2 separate regions of the Homo sapiens genome follow, and region 1 is linked to region 2. The links are chromatin loops, found by intact Hi-C in ENCODE. Cell type or tissue: mammary epithelial cell. All regions are shown on one strand.

The links. A loop is a pair of places that touch in the nucleus more often than their neighbours do. Peaks named below come from ENCODE experiments on the same cell type or tissue, not always from the same donor. Only the 100,000 strongest peaks of a DNase experiment are listed, where the experiment ranks them.
Region 1: it touches region 2 in a loop (2.3-fold over the local background); 8 of 110 quality-filtered maps call a loop at or near these places.

What each region holds. Positions count from the first base shown.
Region 1 is chr12:1,529,073-1,537,072 of GRCh38, forward strand. LOC107984507 (a long non-coding RNA gene) reads right to left here and starts at 3,120. Exons shown (of 2, transcript NR_160736.1): 1 at 3,034-3,120; 2 at 1-2,699. RefSeq lists silencers at 1,023-1,272, 1,363-1,472 and enhancers at 4,486-4,685, 4,836-4,985. In mammary epithelial cell, no CTCF peak of the experiment used is centred here; no DNase peak of the experiment used is centred here; H3K4me3 peaks cover 1,612 bases.
Region 2 is chr12:1,470,684-1,478,683 of GRCh38, forward strand. The region is part of intron 18 of ERC1 (ELKS/RAB6-interacting/CAST family member 1); the gene reads left to right. Among named protein-coding and RNA genes, the nearest start is that of LINC00942, 26 kb to the right of the region's middle. RefSeq lists an enhancer at 2,759-2,828. In mammary epithelial cell, no CTCF peak of the experiment used is centred here; DNase peaks (open chromatin) are centred at 3,018, 3,598, 4,218 and 5,488; H3K27ac peaks cover 3,667 bases.

The DNA of each region.
Region 1 (8,000 bases), 58 kb after region 2:
TAGCTCCTTATTGCCTGCCCAGTGTGGTGGGTTCCTGGTCCCATCCATTCCCTGACCCTCCCTGCTGCCCCTTCCCCCACTGAAAGGGGGAGGCTGTCACCTTGTTTGGTTACTAATTTTAAAAAGGCAAAGCCTTTGATTATTACTATTGTATTTTCCCTCCCCTCACTGTACTGCATTCGAAGGCAATTTCTTTAGCAGGGCGACCTCCTCCTCAGGGAAGAGACTGGGTTTTTCAGAATGTAAAAGCAAAGGGGCTGGAGGGCAGGCCTGGGATCCTACTGGCTGCTCTCGGTTGGTCCCTGTTACCTGGGTCTGGAGCAGGGACCAGCAGCTCCTGCCTCCACTGGGACCTTAGCTCACCCACTTCACCTCCTTGGACACCCTCTTGGGCAGCTCACCCAGAGGTGCTATGAGGTTACCTACAAAAGGACATGGGACTTCCAGAAAAGCATTTAAACTTGGATCTGAACTAAGGCCGAGCCCTGGACTCTAGTGACCTTCTCAAGCTATTAGCCCCTGCAGTGACTATGGGTTGGTCGTCAGACTTTCCTGTGCCTCATTTTCTCCATAAAACATCAGGAGAATTATTTAGTCCTATATCCATGACGAAAGTATTGAGAGAACACGTTTGCTCCTTGAAACCTTTCTGCCTCATTTTTCCCAAACCCAGGGATCTTTCTGAGCTGGGCTCTGTAGGGAAGGGCCCAGGACTGCGAGGGGGATGACCTGGGTTTGCGAAGCGGCAAAGTAGTTCCCGGGTCACTCTACTTCCTTGGGGGATTCAAAGGAGGACGCGTAGCAAGAAAGCGGAGGACATAACTCTCTTCCCCTCTCAGAGCCTCGGGCCCCGCAGACGCCGAGGTGGGCGCTCGTGCCAGGATCGCGGGGCGCGGGTACGGGCTCCTTGGGCGCCCCGAGGGGGCTGCTGGCCGGGGTAAGAGCCGCGGTTTCTTCGGAGGATCGGGTCGAGTTCCAGGAGAAGGGGGCAGCAGGCGTGCGGCGCCGGGAGAAGGGGGCCGGGCGGCGGAGACTCCCCGTCCGCACCCCCGCGGCGAGGCCCCCGGGCCGCTCTGCTTAGGGGCCGAGGGAGCCGGGCGGGAGGCAGGTGCGGAGGTCGCGGTCCCAGCGCCTGGGAGGAGCCCTCGGGAGGGTGTCGCGGCCCGGCTGGTGGGCAGGAGCGAGCCGGGGCCGGCGCGGCTGTCGGGGGCGGGGAGGAGGCGCGGGAGGCGGGGCGGAGGCGGCGGCGCCCCCAGGATCCACTCGCCCAGCGCCGGGCCCTGCACTCCGAGCCGCGGCCGCCACCCGCCCCGCAGCCAACTTGGGCCGAAACTTCCCCGGGTCCCGCGCTCCGGAGCAGGGCGCGCAGCCCGGCGAGATCGACGGCGGCCTCCCGAGCCCGCGCCTCGGGCCCAGGGCCTCCCTCCGGATCGGCCGCAGGCTGCGCGCCCCCGACCGTCCCCGCCCGCTGAGTTCGGGGGTCCCCGGCGCGGAGCAGGGAGCCCTCCGGGCGGCAGGAGGGCGCGCAGACTCCGAGCGCCGGGGCTGCCTGGCCGGGCTCCGGTGGACACCTCGGAGGCTGCCCCAGCATCGGGGGGGGGGCCCGAGACGCCTCGGCGGGACCCCGGGAGCCGAGCACGCCCGCCCGCGCCGCCAGCCCCGCGCCCCGGCCGCGGATGAAGAGTCGGAGGCGGCGGCCCGAGCGGCCCGCGCGCTGAGAGGAGCGGGCAGGGTCTGCCCCGGGCCCCGCCGGCCGCCCCCTGCGCCCCCGCGGGCCGCGCCTCGCCCGCCGACCCAGCGCAGCCGGGCGCAGGAAGAGCCGGGCCGGGCCGAGCGGCGCCCGGAGCCCGCGGGCCTGACACGCGGCGGGACATGCAGGTAAGCGCCGGCCCTCGCCCCCGGGGACGGCCCCGCCGCCGCCGCCGCCGCCCCGGCTGCCGAACCTCGCGCGGCTCCTCCGCCTTCCCGGCCCCGCGGCCGCGCTGGGTGTCCGCCGGGTGGGTCTGCGCGCCGCGGGCGTCGGGTCGGGGCGGGCCGGGGTCAGGTCGGGGGAAGGGAGTCGCCCCGGGCCGGGGCGGCGAACAAAGCTGGGGACCGCCGGGCCCTCGCGCGGGCAGGCATAGGAGGCTCCGGGGTCGGCGGCGCAGGCGGGGCGGCCTCTGAGCTTCGCGCTCACTCTCCCGGGTCTGGTCGGGCCCAGCCCCGACCCTCCGCCGAGGTCTGCGCCGGCATCGAGGACCCCATCTGGGTTACTTTACCCGCCGGACGCGGGTGGGAGCCTGCGTTTCTGCCCGGACCGCGCAGGTAGAGCCCGAGCGCCGCTCGGCTTTGTGCTTCTCCGGTCGCTCCGGCGCTCCACGTCCCCGCCGTGGGAGAGGCGGGACGAGACCTCCTCCTTCACTTTCTTGGAGCCTCGGTGGACGCGTAGCCCGCGCTCCAGTCGGAGCCGAACCCCCGGGTATTTGCTGCAGACCGCTGGGAGAGGCAGTTCGGTTTGCGGGGAGCCTGCCCGGCCCTGTTTTACAGGGAGGGAAACTGAGGTGGCCCCGGCCCTGCGTTGGTTACTCAGCTGAAGGGGTGTGTGTGTGTCCGGTGTCCCCTCCACTTCACCCGGGCCCTTCTTCACTGCTTTTGCCACCTGGCCACGTTGGCAACAGCTTCCAGTTGCTACTCCCCTGGGCAGAGGTTCAGCCTGGTACCTGGAGGAGAAAAACTAGGGATCGTGGAATCAACCCCCCAGACTGCTCCAGGGGCCCCGGAATGTGCCCAGTCACCAGAGCTGCGATGGGACGTCTGTGCCCGTGCCGTCAGTGTGGAGCCGAAAACCCTGGCTCGGCAGGGCAGGGGCAGCCGCTAGCCAGCCACCAGCACTCGTCCAGGCACACGGGGGAAGCCTAGGGAGCCCCCTCCTGTGGCTGGCCCCTAAGGCAACGGAGAGCCCAGGCAGCAGCGGGCACGCCCTCAGAAGGCCTAAGGACCCTTTCCTGCACCCAGCCTCTCCTGCCATCCGATTAACCGGCAGAATTCACTTACGCAAAGGCAAGACTCCCCATCTCAGGCACAGACGAGCGGATGCCAGACCTGGAGCTTGCAGCCGCACCCCTGCCTAGGCTCACACACACAGGTCCTGGCAAACACACCGACCTATTAGAGGTGGAAGACTGAGGGGTGGTTTTCCTCCATCTCAAAATAGTGTCTGTTCTCGCTTTGACACACAAGATTCGTGGTTATAAATAGCAAGAAGGAGGAGGTGTGTCTCCTTGGAAGGATGGCAGTGCTGAAAGAGACCTCTTAGGCACCCTTGTGAGAGGAGTGATGGAGCTGGCGTCTTCATGGTGATGACAAGTCCAGCAGTCCAAGGGAAGGGTCACAATTAAAACCAGGGCTTTTTACTAACAGATGCAGGTGGCGCGGACAACAGGGCAGGACGTGAAGGGAGTAAAGGAACCTAAAGTGACAATGGATGGGTCAATACCCAAAGGCAGTCAGGAGAGACATCTCCCCTTCCCTTTCTTTCTCTTCTTAAAGACAGTCAGGCCAAGGGCGTGTGACACTCTGTGGGATCTGCCTGCCAGGGGAGCAGGAGCCAGGCTCGGAGGAGCTGGCTGGTCTTTTTCCACCCATGGATTTCATACTTTCCCAGGCTCTGATATCTTATGTATTTGAATATGAATAGGTGATTGAGCGTGTGTGTCTGTGTGTTTCTCCAAGGTATCTGAAACCGGTCCCCTCTTTAGTTCATTTGGTGATTGTAATATCACCAGGGGTTTCTTATTGACTTGAAACTACCCTTTTCTAAAATTTTTTCTGTCCAAAAAGCATAAGTTAAAGGGATATTGCCAAAATTGCTGGGAGCCATATGCTGCGAAAAGAAAAAATCTGGAATTCTTCTTCCCTTGTGTATTTCACCCTCTGACTCTAGGGGCAGCTGAAAGATTTTTTGTTTGCTCTTCTTCAAGGTCAAGAAAGGCAGAGGACTAGGCTGGTCTGTTCTAATTTTTAATTCTAGGATGGTTCTGCTGCTTTCTGGATTGCCGCAGCCTGGCTTCTCTAGCATGGAGGGAAGTTTTTACGTGTGGTGATAGTCCTTGTCTTCTCTGAAATAGAAACCAGTCAGTCCAAAAAAGCTCTCGTGTCAGCGAGAGCTTTTTCTCTCTGGCTCCTTTTCAAACCGCCTGCCATTTATCTCCTTCATCTTCTAACCAGGTCTTCAGAGCCCATCTTTGCTCCAGCGCTAGTCCTGGATGCAGTCCTCAGAGTGTGTGGTCGTGGTGGTAGTTACTGGTTGTTGGGTAACTCCATCAGGTCTCTGAAGACACACAACAGCAGTAGATGTAAAAGCCCTCTGGGCAATGAGAGCATGTGGGAGCTCCACTTACGGGCAGCCTTGGCTGGTTTCTGTTGAGCGTCTTCACCGTTATCTACGAGTCCAGAAACATCCAGCAGAGGGATTGTGCATCGATATTGCCATCAAGATGAAAAGACATGCTCATTTTAAATCTGAGCCACCCTTTAAAGTAAAACTAACCTTCTGTCCATCTCTGGGGCGCAGCCTGTGTGCTCCCCCAAGCAGCATGCTGGAGGAACCCTGAAAACGGATCCGCTGTTTGGTACAGTTCTGGCTGGACTGTTCCCTTCAGCGAGAAATGCCCCAACTCTGGAGAGCAGGTGACTGCACAGCCCCTACCAGGCCCTCTCCACCCCTGGCCCGGCTCTGTTTACCTGGCTAAATTTAAACCTCCGCCCCCTCCATCCCAGTTTGAGCCACTGGCTTGCGGTCTCGCCACTGGGCTGGCTGCTGCGGCAGCATTTCCTGACTTCTTCGCCCCTGTGGTTGCAGTGTGGTCTCTTTGTGCTGCATGAGTCCTCTTCTAGGCTTTCTAAAGTTGGTCTCTCTCCCCGCTGCTTCTCCACCCATGTGGCTTTCTTCCCATCTCTTTCCTCCTGGGTGAGTTGGAACCTGGTTCGGTACTGGGGGAAGATGCTCTCCCCTAACCCTTCCAGATACTGTGCACGGAGATCACAGGAAGCCTAGACTCAAGCTGTCATTTAAGGTCCTCAGGGGGCTGTGCTGACTGTAATCATTACCCAGCCTGGCTGCCGGGCTGTCGGATCCCCTTTGAGTAAGCACGTAGGGTGCTGGCAGCAGTGCAGCCCTTAAAGGGACAGGGGCATTCTCTAAGGTCTTTGGCACCCCAAACCTCCAGCTCCCCTAAGAAACCAACCCACCTGGATGTCCTGTCCTTTGCATCACTGTCTTTTCTTGAGGTTTTGCTGGGGAGGGTGTTTGAGTGGGTTGGGGTGCACACGGTAGCTTCTCTCTGGATCTCAGTAATATTTTCTTTTCTTTCCTTTTTTTTTTTTTTTTTTTTTTTTTTAACAGGGTCTTTCTCTGCTGCTCAGGCTAGAGTGCAGTGGTATGATAATGGCTCACTGCAGCCTCGACCTCCTGGGCTCAAGTGATCCTCTCACCTCAGTCTCCCCAGTGGCTGGGATTGTAGGAGCCGTGCACCACCATGCCTGGCTAATTTTGTTCTTTTTTAATTTTTTGTATAAATTGGGTTTCACTATGTTGCCCAGGCTGGTCTTGAATTCCTGGGCTTAAGTGATTCTCCTGCCTCAGCCTCCCAAAGTGCTGGGATTATAGACATGAGCCACCTTGCCCAGCCTTGCTTGTCTTTTCTATAAAGTGAGAGCATTGGGTTAGTTGGTCCCAGGGGCCCCTTCCAGCTCTAACATCCTGTCACTCTGAACAGCTCGAGCTCTTTCAGGTTTGGGAATCCCTCTGCTGTGGACAGGCCTGGAGTGTCCCCACCAGAGGGGTGGGGGGTGCTCTGGGCCTGCTGCTTTCACAGAGTTACTGTTTCACCAGCCGTGGTCTCAGAGGCAGGGTTTGTGGTCAAGCTGGAGGCTCAGGTTGTGCTCCTGGCTTTGGGCTTGGGCCTGCCAGGGGCCTCTGTGGTTCGCTGGCATCTGGGAGATTATGACAAGCCTCTGTCTCCAGCTTTGGGTGACTTTGGGGCTGGTGCCTGAGTTCTAGGGGGAGGCACCCCAACCTTTCTTAAAGGGGTATACAGTCTCCTCTGTAGCCTCCTAGAGCCCCAGAAATGCTAACTCCTAAAAGGTTACTCCTGTCTGATTTATACAGTGGATTTACTGAGGCCTGGGAAACGATAGCTGGCCTTGGCTTAGAAAAGGCAGTGAACTCAAAAGTTCTTGGTTTACACACTTTAGCCCCCAAAAGTCACTTTAGAGTTATCTGCAAATGATTAATTGTTGGATTTGCTCTGAGTCCTGTTGTGGAAGCAAAAACTGTAACATAAAAATATAATGTTATGAAAAATCTAAAGTAACAAAGCTTTTCTGAGGCCAGCTCGTGGTCATCCTGTTTGCTGCTCTCAGTGTGGCTCCTCTTAAAGAGGTCAAGCCCAGAACCGAAGGTGCGCAGCCACAGAGCAGCCCTGAGCTCCTGGGCTCTTGCTGGTGTCGTGCCTTCACTGGTGACACTTCCTGAACTTAACCAGTGGATGGACATGGGCAAGAGGCCAGTGGCCCCGCACCCATTTTTCTTACCGGTGAATATCCCCCAGATGACAGGAGGCTTGTCTTGCTCTGGGAGGTTGGGGCAAAGTTGAGTGCCTGTCATAGACTCCTCCCTAAGGTTATAGATTTCACCAGTATTTGTTGAGAAGTTTCTCCTGAGAAATTTTGAGTAAAGAATTACTGAATTTTCTTAGAAATCTTGTTTGGGGGTATGAGACCTGCAATCAAAGCAATTAAACTTTTAAAGAGATTGTGTATATAAATTGAGAACTAGAATATCACCCTTGGGAGCGGGGGCTGGTGAGTGAAGGAAGAGGGGGCATTTTCAGTTGCATTGATAGGGTATATGCTGGGACGAGGAGGGCTTTTGAGGCAGACTTCTGGGTGCAAACCCCAGCACAGCTGCGTCACCTGAGGTAGGGCAGGTTACCTGACTTCTCTGTGTCTCTGTTTTCTTACTTGTGTACTGGAAACCGTAACTTTATACCTATCTCTATGTGGTATGTGGTGGTTAGGACTAGTGTACATAAAGCATCTGGACCATGCCTGGAGCCTTGTGGGGCTCTAGATGCGACAGCTTTTGTGGTGATATTGATGAAGGGAAGGAAGAGGGAGGCAGGTCGATGGGAGAGGAGAGCTCAATGCTGACGTGGTCCTGCGCAGTTGAGAATCCGGCGAGTCCCTGGCTGAAAAGGAGGGGGTCCTGCTGACCCCATCTCAGAGGCATCTGTCGTTTTAACTAAGCAAATGCTGATATGTTCCCTGGATTTGGAAGTCACCCAAAATCTTAACTTGTTGCATTTTGTTATTCTTAAAAAGGTAACCTCTGTGAAGTCATATCTAAAATCAGCTTTAGGCTGGGCAAGGTGGCTCACGCCTGTAATCCCAGCACTTTGGGAGGCCGAGGATCATTTGAGGTCAGGAGTTCGAGACCAGCCTGACCAAAGCTCATCCTAAGCTCGGGTGATCCTCCTGCCTCAGCCTCGTGAGTAGCTGAGACTACAGGCACGCACGACCGTGTCCGACTAATTTTTAAATTTTTTGTAGAGATAGGGTCTCATTATGTTGTCCAGGCTGGTCTTGAACTCCACTTCAAGTGATCCTCCCACCTTGGCCTCTCAAAGCTCTGGGATTGCAGGTGTGAGCCACCACTGCTGGCCCATTGCCTCCCCTTTGCTGTACGACCTTCACTTGGCTTCCAGAGCATCTCACTCTTCCAGTTTCTCTTCTTGCTCATCGGCAGCAGCTCACCTGGTTATCTCTTTGGACCTCTTGTCTTCTCTATGTACAGTTATACGCTGCATAAAGATGTTTCGGTTAATGATGGACTGCATAGACCACAGTGGTTGCATAAGATATTTCACTGTGCCTTTTCTATGTTTAGATTTGTTTAGATACACAAATACTTACCACTGTGTTCCAGCTGCCTAGAGTATCCAGTACAGTCACATGCTGTG
Region 2 (8,000 bases):
AGATATTACCAAATCAGCTTAGACAACCAGATTAAAAATCTGCCTCACTGGGAAATCTGCTTCTTTGTTTAGAATACTCCACACTTTCTCAAGCCTGCATCTGCAAATCTTTGGCCTGATAAAGACTTCCAGAGTCCATCCGTCCATCTCTTGCTTCAGGACTGTACTTCGTCCAAGCATTCCACACAGAAGGGTAACTGGCTTGTTCTTTGAGTGGGATACCACGTCACAGTTCCTTTGGTGTTCCAGGGACATTTCTATACAAGAGATGGTCCCCTGTTTTCTTAGTGTATAGAGGCTCATCAGACCAATGTAAATCTCCTGTTGAGTTTTATTTTTTTAATTCCCATTTTTGTCTTTTATAGTCATGTTTTCTGTTCTCTTGCCAAACTCCCGTGCTATTCAGCTCCCTTCCCAGCTTGTTCAGAAAAGGTATAACACCCACATCAAGATAAAACCTGCTGAGCATGGTGGCACACACCCGTAGTCCCAGCTGCTCAGGAGGCTGAGGCAGGAGGATCGTTTAAGGCCAAGAGTTCAAGACCCACCTGAGCAACACAGCGAGACCCTTTCTCTAAAAAATTAGAGAGGTATAACTTTTCAGGAAAGAGGATAATCTGGAAAGTTGCTGTAGGCACAGACTATCACGTAGAAAAAACTGAAATTATCTCAGCTAGGGAAGAATGCTTTAGGCAGGAAGACAGCCAGAATTTTAGAAGTGTCTAGACATAAGTAAGTTAGAAATTAAGATATGAGTATGTTGGTGACATCTGCGAATACAAAATATAATCATCAGAAAGCAAACATTTGTTCTGGATTTTGTCCAGATAACGGTTTAAAACTGAAGTGTTGTATCTATTGTAGTGCGTGGTTCCAGCTCCTGCTGTACATGAGGAGGTTAATTTGGAGTGACAGGTGTTAGCAACACGTGTTTCTTGGTCCTGTAGATTGCCACTGACCCAATTCATTTGTCCACCTTTGCTGGGGTTACTTGGTCTCTCAGTTGTTGACTTTCACAAAATAATGGTTGACTCTAACCTTGCAAAGAATAATAAACAACTGTGAGTGGTGACAGCTGGAAGAGGTCTGACAGCTAGCAAGACCAGATTCCTTGTAAAGCTTTCCTCTCAGGTAGGGGAGACTTCCTCTTTTTCTCCATGGAGAGCTTGTGCACCTGGATGCAGTAGAGCCTGATCCACTAACCACTGGCCAGGCGTGATAGATACATATTAAGTTTTCCTACAACAGATAGATCTATCAGTCTAACCTGTGTACCTGGCCCTGTACCTCTTGAGACCTCAGCTGTCTTACTTGTAAGGTTAGAGAATGGGACTAGTAGTTCCTGTAGCTCCCTTCCGGGCTGATGAGTCTAAATTTCAGAATTGGCCTGTTTTGGGTGTAGCATTTGTAGGTCTCGTTGTTCCATTGTTGGGTATTTGCCTGAGCTGCAGGTCGGGGATAGGGGACAGGGTAGAAAACTAAATGATAATTTATGTTTTTATATAGATTCACTAGAAATCTTAACTGTTTTATTTCTTTTAGGGCTGGGGGCTGCCAGTGCAGTTGCAGAGTTTTCAGTGCCATAGCTGGGAAGCAGAGAAGCTCTTGATTTGTTTTTGTTTTGTTTTTAACCTTTGAAAATGAATGGCAGAAATATGTGATGACCTAACATTAAAAAATCTAGGCCAAGCACAGTGGCTCCCCACTATAATCCCAGCACTTTGGGAAGCCAAGGTGGGAGGATTGCTTGAGGCCAGGAGTTCAAGACCAGTCTGGGCAACATAGTGAGACCTCCTCTCTACAAAAAAAATTTAAAATTAGTGGGGTGTGCTGGCATTTCGCTGTAGTCCCAGCCACTCGGGAAGCTGAGGTGAGAGAATCACTTCAGCCCAAGAGGTAGAGATTGCAGTGAGCCGTGATCACACCACTGCACTCCAGCCTGGGCAACAGAGTGTAACCCTGTCTCAAAAGAAAAAAAAAAAGAGAAGAGAAAAGGAAGGAAGGGAGAAAGAAAAGGAAAAAAGGAAGGAAGGGAAGGAGGGAGGAAGGAAGATAAATCTAGCTACCCTAAGGCATATGGCTAGCATTCACTCAGTAAATACTTAATGAACACTTATTACATGCCAGGCATAAAGTGTTGTTGATAATACAAGAAAGTAATTACATACTTGAGTTTCCCTCCCATCCAGGGAATCTCATCTTCTATCATGAGGGAAAGAAAGGAGGAAGTCCCTTTATATCACCACTTGAATCTGGAGGAGATGACTGTGAACTATCAAATTGTTAAGCAGTGGAATTTTGACTTTGGATAGACAGACCCGAATGGAGCCAAACTCTTGTTGTTTTTTGTTTGTTTTTCTGAGAAGGAGTCTCACTCTGTTGCCCAGGCTGGAGTGCAGTGGTGCGATCTCAGCTCACTGCAACCTCCGCCTCCTGGGTTCAAGCAGTTCTCCTGCCTCAGCTTCCTGAGTAGCTAGGATTACAGGCACGCACCACCATGCCCAGCTAATTTTTGTATTTTTTTAAGTAGAGACAGGGTTTCACCATGTTGATCAGGCTGGTCTTGAACTCCTGACCTCGTGATCCACCCACCTTGGCCTCCCAAAGTGCTGGGATTACAGGTGTGAGCCACTGCGCCCGGCCCAAACTCTCGTTTTTATTATGCCATTTTGTTCAAAGTTAGTTATGGGAGAGCAGTAACATCTTATTTACTTTTGGTCTAAGCAACAGCCTTTCCTTCCTGTAAAAACAAATTCATACATTGCCTGGCAAGGGAGTTCATCACAAAGTAGGAAGGGGAGCTGGGTGTGATGGTGCGCACCCGTAGTCCCGGCTACTCAGCGGTCTAAGGCAGGAAGATCACTTGAGCCCAGGAGTTCCAGGCTGCAGTGAGCTGTGATCTCGCCACCGCACTCCAGCCTGGGGGACAGAGTGAGACTCTATCTCAAAAAAAAAAAAAAAAAAAAGGACAGGGAGGGAGAAGGAGAAGTCCCCACAGCAGCCTCACAGCCATTACCACTTCCGGCCCACTTGCACAGTCTCTGCAAGTGCAGACTTGAAAGGAAAGAGGACTTTGGAGTTAACTTTAATGAGTGGGAAATAAACATAGGATAAATTCTTCAAGAGCAATTTTAGTTTTCCCTGGTACTAAGTGCTAAAGGGATTCTGTAGAGTCAAGAAGTGACCAGATGCCTGTAGAAAAATAGATCCCTGGGCAAAAAAGATTGAGGTTTAGAGGGATTGTAGAGGGTTAGAGGGATTCCAGATCCCTCTGACTGTGTAAGTTTTATGTCTTATTCAATAGATGCTCTTACGGCAAAATACATTTCCATTTATTCCAGTTGTGTGAAATTCCAAACTAGGAAGTTATTTTATGTCTTCGTATCTCCTAAGAAGCCTGCAGATTCAAGTTAGGGGCTTGTGGGCCAGACCTGGCCAGGACGAGCACCATTTCCACTTGATCTGTCAGCTCCAAAAGGCTCCGAACATCATGCCAGATTACAGCTCAGACCTCATGGCCTGTGACACATCCTGGGACTTAGCTGTTAGAACCTCAAGTTTAGATTCTTGTCTGCTTAAACCAAACTAGGCATTTCTGAATAATTTCCTGCCCTCCACCAAACCATCTGCAGAAAGGAATTAATCTGAGTCACTGCCAACCACAGAGGAATTCATTCACTGACCCCTCTTGTAACCGTCCCTTCTTTATACCCATCAATACATCCTCCCTTTCACCTCATGCTTTGTGACTATGAATAGAGTTGTTTACCTTGAAATCAGGCCAAGTCCACAGAACTTTTAACTGTATTTTCTCTTTTACAAATTTATTTCACGGAGTTCTGGTAGCTCTCTCTAACATCTTTACTAGAGAGAAAATGTTGTTTCTGTTCTAAAATCATGACTTGTGCTGAGCGGTAAATGTTTGGGGCAGTCTCCCTGAATCAAGCAGCCCGCCCCTCAGCTCTGCTTCTCTTTCTCCATTCAGCCCCCTCGCATTCCTTATTCTTTAGACTGTCAGCTTGTTCTCTGGCAGTTATCCTAACACTCAAAGAGGGAAGGGGGCCTGAGTGGTTTTCCCTGTAGCCAGTCGTAACCATGCTTTTGTCTGCCATATGCTTGGAGAGCCTCATCTCTGAAATGTTCCCGCTCTGCTGAGCTTCCTCCGTTCGTTTCTTCCCTGCACAGTGGTAGGGTGAGGCATTCTCCCCTTCCCTCTGCTGCATACGCTTCCAGCCTGTGTTGCTTTGAGCATTCAGATTGAGTTGCTCTTGCATTTGTGATTCTTGGCTCAAGTCCCTCTAGAAATCATATTACTACTCTGAGTTCAGGGAGGGCTGGAACAGCTACTAAGAACAGAATGCATTTTAATAACATTCAACACACAAAAAAGCCAGAGAATTTCTGCCAGAGGCCACCTTCGTATCCTATACTTGTCCCGTATTCCATCCCTTAAGAACTTTAAACACAGTGGAGTGCTACACTGTATGGTTTATGTGCCCTGCTGTCTACCAAAGGGCCTGTATCATCAGATTGTTTTGGTTTGGACATGCTTCAAATTTGAACTTAAATAGCTCTTTAGAACATTATCGAGGCCTTTCCCCAGAATTAATATCTATTCCTTTATTTCATTCACCATTTTCAGATTGTCTGCTACGTGCAGGCCTTTTGTTACGAGGCAATATTGGTATACAAAAAAGAATTCACCAAGGAGCTTGAAGAACAGTTGGGGAATTAAACATAAAACCAACTATTGAAAGGGGACAAAATGAATACTGTAGCAGTTTACACTTCTAACCAGGGATGGCATTACAGAGAAAAGGGGCTCAACCGTGAAGGATAAGAAAGATAGAGAAGAAAGATGTGTAGGAAGTAAGATTGTCCACATTCTAGAATGAGAGGAAAGGAAAAGCAAAGACAGGGAATGGCAGGTATGTACCAGGAGATGAAATTGAAGCAGTAGCTCCCATGCCAAAAAGCTTAGTCTTTTATTTTGTAGGAAGGAAATCATTTAAGATGTTGGAAGAGGAGGAGGGAACTGTTCCAGCCTATTTTAGAAAGATTACTCTTACACCAGGGTTGAAGTAGTTATGAAGCTATTGCAAGATGGTAGAACATGAGAGCTTGAATTAGGATTGTTAACAAGGATATCGGAAATGAAAAAACTAGGCTAGATGTGGTGGCTCACACCTGTAATTTCAACATTATGGGAGGCTGAAGTGGGAGGATTGCTTAAGGCCAGGAGTTGAAGAGCAGCCTGGGCAACATAGTGAGATGTCATCTCTTTAAAAAAAAAAAAAAGGCTGGGCAAGGTGACTCATGCCTGTAATCCCAGCACTTTGGGAGGCCGAGGTGGGTGGATCACACGGTCAGGAGATCGAGACCATCCTGGCTAACACAGTGAAACCCCGTCTCTACTAAAAATATTTTAAAAATTAGCCTGGGGCCACCTGTGGTCCCAGCTACTCAGGAGGCTGAGGCAGGAGAATGGCATGAACCCGGGAGGCAGAGATTGCAATGAGCTGAGATCACGCCACTACACTCCAGCCAGGGCGACGGAGCAAGACTCCATCTCAAAAAAAAAAAAAAACTTAGCCAGGCGTGGTGGCACTCTCCTGTAGCCCTAGCTACTCGGGAAGCTGATGCAGGAGGATCACTTGAGGCCAGGAGTTAGAGGTTACAGTGAGCTATGATCACTCCACTGAACTCCAGCCTGGGCAACAGAGCAAGACTCTTTCTCTTCAAAAGAAAAAAAAGAAAGAAAAAACTAAATTAGAAGAAACATGATCTGGAAAGAGCATTAATAGGAAACTCACAGAAGAAGTGGCCAATAAATATATATTTTTTAATGTTTTACCCCAGTTTTTGGCTTCACTACAGATGGGAAGAACTACGAATGAAAACAGTGCTGTCATACTGGGAAGGTTGGGATTGGTTGGTTTGTTGGAGTCCCCAGTATGTTCAGAGAGTGGGAAAATGGCACCCTTATTTCTTGCTTATGGGCTGAATATCAGTACAGCTATTCTAGAATGGTCTGGTTACTTGTCAAAAGCTTTACACAGGTCTATACCCTTTGACTCGGGAATTTTAAGTAGAAAATCATAGACATGCAAAGATTTATGTATGGGAAAATGTAATACATTAATATTTATAGTAATGAAAACGAGAACAAACTAAATGTCTATTGGAGTTAAATAAATTACAATATATTAATAAAATGGATTACAATGCAGCCCATTATAAATTATTTTAGAAGAATATTTTATCACATGAAAAGCTGTTTAATTATTGGGTGAAAAGAACAATTCAGTAAATAGTATGAACAGTATGATTTGATGTGTAAAGGGAACATTCACCAAGAGATGTTTATCAGGCACTGGAAAGATGTGAGTCTGAAACTCAGTAGAAAAAGAAGCTAGAGTTATAATTGTGTAGATCCACCTTCATAATGGTTATGTTTAGATGAGGGACATAGAAGAGTTATTATGCTAGTTATTATACATGTGATATTTTCTGTGATTAAAAAAAAATTTAAAGAACACCTACCTCAAAAGAAATAAATTTGAAAGAAAGTGGATTAAATGTGTTAATCACTAAAGCACTTAGAATAATACTTGGCCCATAATAAATGCCCAGTAAGTTAGTTGCTGTTATTATCACCCTCCCCCCTTTTAAAGCTAAAGGTAAACACATTTCGCTAAGCAGAGGATCTAAGAGAGAACAGTGGACAGTCTCCTTAGACCTCAGGAAACCCCTGCACGTGTGAGACTGAGCAGAAAGAAGAACAACACCAGGACAGGGAAGAAATGTTGGGGCAGGCAGAGGAGAGCCAGAAACATGTGGGTGTTGGGGGCCTCTAGGGCAGACAGCCTAGCAGGTGTTTTCAGGGTCAGATTGGATCGTACAGTTAGATAATCCTTGGGGGTCCTTGATGGGTTTTTTTCTGAAGTTTTGAAATTATAACTTGCATACAGAAAAGTAAACAAATCCTATGTATATAGCTGAATTACACACTCATATAGCAAATTCTTGGAACAAGCAGCAGAATGTTACCAGTGCCGAAGCCCCTTGTCATCCTCCTTCCAGTCACTCCTCATCCTCCAAGGATAACCTGACCTCAAACACCACAGATTAGTTCTGCCTGTTTTTAAACTTTCTATGCCTGGAATCATACCATACTCTATTGTGTCTGGATTCTGTCATTCAACATCATGTTTACGAATTGTATCTGTTTTGTTATACATATAGTTCATTCATTCTCATTGCTCTATGATATTCCATTGTATGAATGTGCCACAAATTGTTTATCGTCTGTTTATCATTCAGTATGGACATTTGGGTTGTTCCCAGGTTTTAATACTCTTATCAGTGTCTTCAGGTGAATTTACATGTACCTACAAGTCCACTTGTTCAGCTTGGCATTCAACTTTAGTAGATACTGCCAGATGTTTTTCTAAAGTGGTTATGGCCATTTACACTCCCACCGGGAGTGTAGGAGAGGCCAAGTGGTTCCACGTCCTTGTCAGCACTTGATACTGTCTGTCTTTTTAAATTTTAGCCATTCTGGTGGTCATTTAGTGGTATCTCCTTGTGATTTTAACTTGTATTTTCCTGATGACTAATGAGTTATCCACCTTTTTATATGTCTGTTAACCATTTCAGTATACTCTTGTGGTCATTCAAGTGTCTTGCCTATTTTTCATTATTAACTGTTGTTACTGCTTTATAGGAGTTCTTTATATATTATGGATATGCATACATCAGATATGTATCTTCTCCTGTGGACTGCCCTTTCACTCTCTTAATGGTGTCTTTTAAGAGACAGAAATCCGGCCGGGCGCGGTGGCTCACGCCTGTAATCCCAGCACTTTGGGAGGCCGAGGCGGGTGGATCACGAGGTCAGGAGATCGAGACCATCCTGGCTAACACGGTGAAACCCCGTCTCTACTAAAAATACAAAAAACTAGCCGGGCGTGGTGGCGAGCGCCTGTAGTCCCAGCTAC